Linked DNA regions of Homo sapiens: region 2 is linked to region 1. A link is a loop called in an ENCODE intact Hi-C map of the cell type or tissue named here. Cell type or tissue: HCT116. All regions are shown on one strand.

The links. Hi-C counts contacts between places; a loop is a spot of excess contacts. Peaks named below come from ENCODE experiments on the same cell type or tissue, not always from the same donor. Only the 100,000 strongest peaks of a DNase experiment are listed, where the experiment ranks them.
Region 2: a loop joins it to region 1, with 5 times the contacts of the local background. A loop is called at or near these places in 19 of 110 quality-filtered maps.

What each region holds. Positions count from the first base shown.
Region 1 is chr9:87,661,483-87,665,482 of GRCh38, reverse strand. The region is part of intron 18 of DAPK1 (death associated protein kinase 1); the gene reads right to left. Among named protein-coding and RNA genes, the nearest start is that of CTSL, 63 kb to the left of the region's middle. In HCT116, a CTCF peak has its summit at 2,385 (motif pointing right); a DNase peak (open chromatin) is centred at 2,432.
Region 2 is chr9:86,431,936-86,435,935 of GRCh38, reverse strand. The region is part of intron 1 of LOC102724080 (a long non-coding RNA gene); the gene reads right to left. Among named protein-coding and RNA genes, the nearest start is that of TUT7, 80 kb to the right of the region's middle. In HCT116, a CTCF peak has its summit at 1,804 (motif pointing left); a DNase peak (open chromatin) is centred at 1,795.

The DNA.
Region 1 (4,000 bases):
CACAGTCATTTAAACATCTTTAGATAGTGTTGGGGAAAATATGGATTTTTTGTTAACCTACAGAATTATAAGGGCTCATCTACTTAGCACTCGGTCAACAAACACTCCATGTCCTGCCTGGACTATGGTGCCATTCATTTTTTCCTTCCTTCCTTCATACTTTCATCTAGCAGGTATTTACTGAGTGCGTATTATGCACAGGGCTATGGATACAGCAGTGAATAAAACCAACAAAAGTCCCTATTTTCATGGGATCCAGAATCTAGTGGGGAGAGCCAACAAGAAACAAATAGGTGAGTAAAATACAGTAGGTCAGGTGGTGATAGGTGCTATGAAGAAAAATGGGGCAGGGGAGATGAGGGGCAGTCCTGGGGGTGGGGGAGGGATAGGATTTAAAATAGGGTGGTCCAGAAAGGCCTCCCTGAGAAGGTGAAGCTCGAGTCAAAACCTGCAGAAGGTGAGAGACCAAATCACATGGATACCTGGGGAAGAGCCACTCAGGCCCAAGAATAGCAAGTGCAAAGGCCCCCGGGCGGTGGATGGCCAGCACTTTTGAAGAACATCAAGGAAGCTCATGGGGCTGATGTGGAGGGAGACGGGAGGAGGCGGAACAGGAGATGGGGGTCAGGGAGGCAATGTCAGGGGCAGATCCTTGGGGAAGCCCCCATTTGAAGGGCTCTGATTCCCATGAGAAGTTGCTAGAGCATCTGAGCAAGGAGGATGAGATCTCACTTACGTCTGACCAGGCGGCTGCGTGGGGACCAGGCTGTGGACAGGTAAGGGTGGAAGCAGGGAGCCCACTTAGGAGGCAGCAATGAATTCCCAGTGATTCCTGCCCAAGGGCTCACTCCTGCTAGGAGAAATCCGGATACGATTCCAATAGAGCAAGGAAGGCGAAGGGACTACCAGCCCACAGGGGCAAATCACACACACCGGAGAGGCTGGAACAGAGGAGGTTTCCTGGGCTGGAGGTGAATGTTGATGGATGAGGAGGAGTGGGTGCCACGGAGTCTTCCCCGAATGTTATGGGCTGTGTGCCCACATGCCCGTAGCGGGCATTCCAAGTCTCTCTCTGAAGGCAGAGCGCCATCAGGTACCCTCAGGGCAGAAGTGGGCAGAGAGATGTGTGCCTGTGTGTGCTGATGCTGTGGGCACACTATGCGCAGGGGGTGAAGGGGGAAAGGGGAGCTCCAGGGTGAAAGAACAGCAGGTGACAACTCCATGATGGGGGAGCCGGCAGGGGCTTCCCAGGACCCAGCCACAACTGAAGGGGAGAAGAGGGGAAGGGGAGGCTGGGCAGAGGCTGCAGAGTTCACATCCTGAAGGCAGAGGAGCCCCAGGTGGAGGTGAAAGTGGAGCCCACTGAGTGGCTGGCATTTCTAGAAAGATAAACGTGGGGCTGGGATGGACTGGTCCCAAGGGGCAGGAGGCTACAGTGCAGGGGTGGGTGAAGAGTCCGACTGGTCTGGAGGAGACTAAGGTTAAGGGTGACGCCCTTAACCAGGTGGGGGCTGGAGAGGCGGGTGCTTCGTGGTCATGGAGAAGTGGGAGGAGACTTAGTAGGCTGCCGGCTAGATGCAAATAGGTGAGGAGAGAGTAAGAAGGGTTTCCATGATCCTGGGCAGAGTGACAGACAGATGCGGAAGCCCTTTGCAGAGGCTGAACACTGGGGAGGAGGAAGCACAGAACTGGAGGGAGGGACCCTGGTGTGGGGGGGCCGAGGGCCTCTGAAGGTGCTGTGTGAGGCTGGCACTCAGGGGCAAGCAGGGACCAGAGACCTGAGCATGGGCCTCAGTGTTGGACAGCTGCAAGTCTGGGGGCCAGAGAGGGCCAGGGGGATGGAGAGGGAGAAGATGGACCAGCAGGAAGCAGAGGCCTAGGGAGAAGCAGGACGCGGGGACTTTCTCAGCCCAGGCAGGATTGTCAGGGCGTGCCAAGGGTGCCCAGTCCTGGGGATATCCAGTGAAAGAGGCTTAGGGGCAGCAGCTGGGGCTTGGGTGGAAAGATAACAAGGAAGCAAAAGGAAGAGCTGGCTTCAAATCAGGGAGGGGCTCACAGTGGGCGGGAGCGGAGGCAACAGCTGGGCCAGGTTCATGGGGCCTTTGGGGTGGCTGGGAAAGTTCTATTCTTGACCTGCGTGGAATTCAAAGGTGTTTGTCTTATGGAAACCCACTAAGCTTTATATTGGTTTATGTGCTTTTTTCTATCTATGCTTTCTTTTATAGTAAGACAGTTTAGAAGGAAAGCTGTCAGGAGGTGAGTGGGGACTCTGCTGAGGGTTACGTGGAACGGAAGGCAAGACAGTGGAGGGTGCAGGAGTAGGGGAGGCAAGGACAAAGTGGGGACAGGACGTGCAGACTTGTTCAGGTCCCCCTGGCTGAGGACTCAGCGGAGAGGGAAGGTGGCAGCAGGGGGCGCTGGTGGTCAAGGGTGGTTCTGAAGGAGAGGAGGATGGAATTGCTTCTGGAGGGTAGGAGGAAGGCGTAGGTGCTGGGCCTTCCAGGAAGACCAGAGGCCCCTCCCTAGGCCTTGACTCAGCTTGAAACCTGGGGAGTAAGGATGCGCTGTGAGGGCACAGAAGGAAAGCTTTGTATAAACCAAAGAATGTGAAAAATCTCAATAATTTAAGAATACTGGAAGTCCTCGCCAGATCAACTAGGCAAGAGGAATAGAGGCATCCAAATTGGAAAAGAGGAAGTCAAATTATCCCTGTTCACTGATGATATGATTTTATATCTAGAAAACCCTGAGGATGTCACCAAAAAATTCTGAGTTAATAAATTAATTCAGTAAAATTTCAGAATACAAAATTAACATACAGAAATCATTAGAGTTCCTATATACCAATGACGATCCAGCCCCAAATCAGGAAGGCAATCCCATTTACAATAGCTACCAAAAAAAAAAAAAAAAAAAAAAAAACTAGGAATATATTTAACCAAGGAGGTGAAAGATCTCTACAAGGCAAACTAAAAAACACTAATGAAACAAATTATAGATGACACAAACAAATGGAAAAACATCCTGTGCTCACGGATGGGAAGAATTAATATTGTTAAAATGACCATACTGCCTGAAACAATCTACAGATTCAATGCAATCTCCATCAAAATACTCACCTCATTTTTCACAGAATTAGAAATAACAACTCTAAAGTTCATATGAAACCACAAAAGGTCCTAAATAGCCAAAGCAATCCTAAGCAAAAAGAGCAAAGCTGGAGACATCATATTGCCTAATTTCAAATTACACTAGATGGCTATAGCAACCAAAACAGCATGGTACCCACATAAAAACAGATAATGGAATAGAACAGAATAGGGAACCCAGAAACATATAGCCACATGCTTACAGCCAACTGTTCTCTGACAAAACTGATAAGAACATACACTGGAAAAAGGACACCCTTTTCAATAAAGAGTGTTGGGAAAGTTGGATATCTATTTGCAGAAAAATGAAACTGTATCCTTCTCTCTCACCATTTGCAGAAGTCAACTCAAGATAGATTAAAGACTTAAATGGAAGATCTTAAATTATAAAAATACTGAAGGAAAACTCAGGGAAAACTTTCTAAACATGGGTCTAGGCAAATAATTCATGACTAAGACCTCAAAAGCATACGGAACATAACTAAAAATAGACGAACAGGACTTAAACTAAAAGCTTCTGCACAGCAAAAGAAATAATCAACAGAGTGAACAGACAACTTGCAGAATGAGAGAAAATATTCGCAAACTCTACATTCGACAGGGAACTAACATCCAGAATGTACCAGGAACTCAAACAACTCAACAAGAACAACAAAAACCCCAAAATAATCCCACTTAAAAGTGGGCTAAGGACATGAAGAGACATTTTTCAAAAGAAGACAGAAAGCCCACAAACATGAAAAGCATGTTCAACATCACCAATCATCAGAGACATGCAAGTTAAAACCACAATGAGTATCACCTTAACACCAATCAGAATGGCCATTATTAAAAAGTCAAAAAATAACAGA
Region 2 (4,000 bases), 1.2 Mb after region 1:
CTTTTCTGAATACAGTAGCCAGAGGCATTCCTAATGATGTTTTCACTGTAGCTATACTTTAAGAATAGCCAAAAGTTAGTCTCACTCACACAGCGTGTCACGTAAGTGATTAGTGATTGAGTATTGGACCAAGCATACTGATCTGGAATAAGCATAGGGCAGATTCTGACCTGGTAGAGAATGTCTCTCTCTCCTTTCAAAAAAGGCCTAAAAGTGACAGTAAAAAAGAACCAACGAGAACAAGATCAAAATGGAGTTTATTTACTTATAACCCAGATTGACTCTGAAAATGTTAACGTATTATTGGAGCTGGGCATTTACCAAAACCTGTCATAGGAAAAAAGGAAGTAACTTAAATCTCAAATAACACAAATCCTTTTTCTTTCTTCATAAGAGTGGAAAAGGGAATTGCTGATTGGTCCTGAATTTCTCTTTCTTCTCTAAAACACTTTCAGGCAAATGAGAATGGTCTTGACTGTTATGCAGAGGACCAGGATCCTGGGTCAAAAGAGCTTCTTTTCAGCCACAGGTATTATTTCACATTCTAGCTGGAGAGAGAAGGCATAAACAAAAACAAAAAGAAATGGAAAGACATAAATACCTGTTGAAGAAATGGAAGCGACATCACAAGACCAAGAGCTACTGTCAAAATAATTGAATACCATGCCGGGGGCGGTGGCTCACGCCTGTAATCCCAGCACTTTGGGAAGCCGAGGCGGGTGGATCACGAGGTCAGGAGTTCGAGAGCAGCCTAGCCAACATGGTGAAACCCCCGTCTCTAAAAATACAAAAATTAGCTGGGCACAGTGATGTGTGCCTGTAGTCCCAGCTACTTGGGAGGCTGAGGCAGGAGAATCGCTTAAACCCAGGAAGCGGATGTTGCAGTCAGCCAAGATCGCACCACTGCACTCCAGCCTGGCGACAGAGTGAGATTCATTCTCAAATTTTAAAAAAATTAAAAAAACAAAAGAATTGAATTTAAAAAAAGTTAGCAAAGATGGGCTGATAATATTGCTAAAGCATCTGTTTCAATGAAAAAAGGTAAGTGAAGACAAAGAAAAGAACCCCACCTAAGCTATGAGCTGGTAGCTAGAAACACGGGGAGAATCCAATGGTGAAAAGACAAGTAAAATGTTACATAAAACAACAGTTGTTAAAGGGGGTGGAGTGGTGAGACAGGAGTGCTGCCTCCTTTGCTCGGCCCATGGCCCTGTCGCTAAGGAAAAATAACTCCGTGGGAGTGAGTCAGATGAGATAGAACAGGAGGGGTCCTATCTCTGCTAAGTCAGCTAGAGAGACAGTGCGGGACAGACTTTGGAGTCTCGTGGAGTGGAAACCAGTGAGTCAGGGAGGAAGAACTCATCCCAGCTCCCACTCTGCAGCCACATCAAAGTTGCAGGGATTAGCGAACATGCCCACCCGGTTGCGCAAGCTATCCTGAATACCGAGAATCTAATCCACCTGATGAGTTTACTCAGCCAGCTTTTTGTGGACTTGGTACAAAATGCTCAAATGACTTTTAGTTAAAGGAAGCAAAATGGAAGAACAGTCCTCACACAGCAACCTCATCAAAGTTCTTCAATGTAATAAAGCAACTCTGTAACTCTGCTAATACCCTAACATAAAGCCATGATTGCCAAAACAAACAAACAAACAAACAAACAAACAAATTGTAGCCCCTGACTCCCTCTCTCTGGGTGAAATAGTCTTGATTATGCAGATTGTTTGAAATTCAGTCCATCCAAGTAGTTGCAATTCCAGAAATCAAAGAATAGGTACACTGCTCCCTCTACTGGCTTTGCAACTGCAGGTACAGATGAATTTAAACCAGAAAGCAGCCTTTTAGTCTTCATTTAGCTTTCTAGCATTTTCGCTAGAAAGTCTCTAATGACCAAAAAATAGAAGGGTGGTGCAAGTCTCTTAAAGTAAATCTTAAGTAAAGATTTATGGTAATTGTTAACAACAGATCACATTAAAGAGCAAAAAAAAAAAATGCTTAAAACCTTAAATTCTGTTCATGTGATAATTCTTGAAAGTATTGAAATTTTCTGAGGTTGACTACCATAGAGAGTCAAGAATTAAATATAGGGAAAAAAAGAATTAAATATAGGAAACTAAGAAATAAAAACCCTGTTAGATGTTTCAAATAATGTTTCTGATGCATTTCCTAGCATCTCTTCTCTCAGTATTTGAAGAACTTTTGCCACTCTGTTCTTCAGTTACTGAATTGTACAAACTCATAGTGTCCCTATAAGTCCTTTTTCCCTGAACTCTCTGAAAAAGACTATAGATGCATAGATTTTTAAGTAAAAATGAAAACTGTGGCATTCTCTGATTCTCAAAAACTAATAGGAATAATGGCCAAATGATACCAGCAATTGAACTCCTCTTAAAAGGAGCAAGCTGGCTCATGCCTGTAATCCTAGCACTTTGGGAGGCCGAGGCGGGCGGATTGCCTGAGCTCAGGAGTTCGAGACTAGCCTGGGCAACAAGGCGAAACCCCGTCTCTAGTAAAATACAAAAGAAATTAGCTGGGCGTGGTGGCATGCACCTGTAATCCCAGCTACTCAGGAGGCTGAGGCATGAGAATGGCTTGAACCCGGGAGGCGGAGGTTGCAGTGAGCCGAGATCGCACCACTGCACTCCAGCATGGGTGACGGAGAAAGACTGTGTCTCTACAAAAAAAAAAAAAAAAAAGAAAGAAAGAAAGAAAGCAGCAAACTGTGACTCAGATGACCTACCAGCTCTGTTTCCCCCTTATCGATTACCTAGCAAATGGTCCAAAGCTGATGCTCCAGAATATATGTCCTCTCTTGCAAAGCTCCAATTCCATACCTAACTGATTTATTCAACCAAATGCATTCATCTGATCATTTGATAAATATTTTCTGAGCACCTACAATGTGTAAGGCAGTGTTGTAGGTGCTGTGGATACAGAAGTAGACAGATGACCTCACTGAAAAGTCAGAAGCTAGCTTGGTGAGTTCCCATTTATTTTCTTTACATATCAATGAGTTTGTACACTTCCACATATACTAAGGTCAAATTGCAAATCCATGAAGTCTTCCTTGACTAACTTGGGCCATGGGTTTCACATCAACTGATCTTCTGAAATACCCTGTCATGAAGCCACTACACATTTTCTGTCTAGAGTTGTTACTCATATCTGTTATTGCCTTGAATTAGTATTTAAAGATTTGACTGCCATCTGACTTTTCACATATGTTTGGTTTTCTCCTCAACTACATTAGAAATTATTTGAAGTAAGAAATACATGGCCTGACATAGAATGATATGAAAAGTCCTAAAAAGGTATAAAAAATAAATCATACTTAACAACTTAACTTTCCTGAAAAGAATAATATTACATTAAATACGGTCCATCAGCAAAGTTTTATATACTATAAAATTTAATTGGTTTTAATCCAAACTAGATTACTTTATTAATTATAAATTAATTAATATTAATTGTTATCCCCAGTGCAACTTCTAAGAAAATAATTCAAAATATATAGCAAAAGAATGGCAAGAGAATTAAGAGATTTTTTTAAACAGCCTTAGAGGTATAGTCAAAATTGTATATTAAAAAATTTCTAACACAAAAAGGCAATAATGGAGAAATAGTGGAAAAAAAGGACATAAAACATATAGAAAAAAATTTAAACGAAAAGCATAAATCCTACCTTGTTAGTAATTACATTACATGTAAATGCATTAAACACTACAATCAAAATACAGTTATTGACAGAATGGGTTTTGCTTTGTTTGTTTGTTTTGTGAGACAAAGTCTCACTCTGTCGCCCAGGCTGGAGTGTAGTGGCACAATCTTGGCTCACTGCAACCTCCGTCTCCCGGGTTCAAGCGAGTCCCCTGCCTCAGCTTCCCAAGTGGCTGGGACTACAGGCGCCCATCACCACATCTGGCTAATTTTTGTATTTTTAGTAGAGATGGAGTTTCACCATGTTGGCCAGGCTGTTGTCTAACTCCTGGCCCCAAGTGA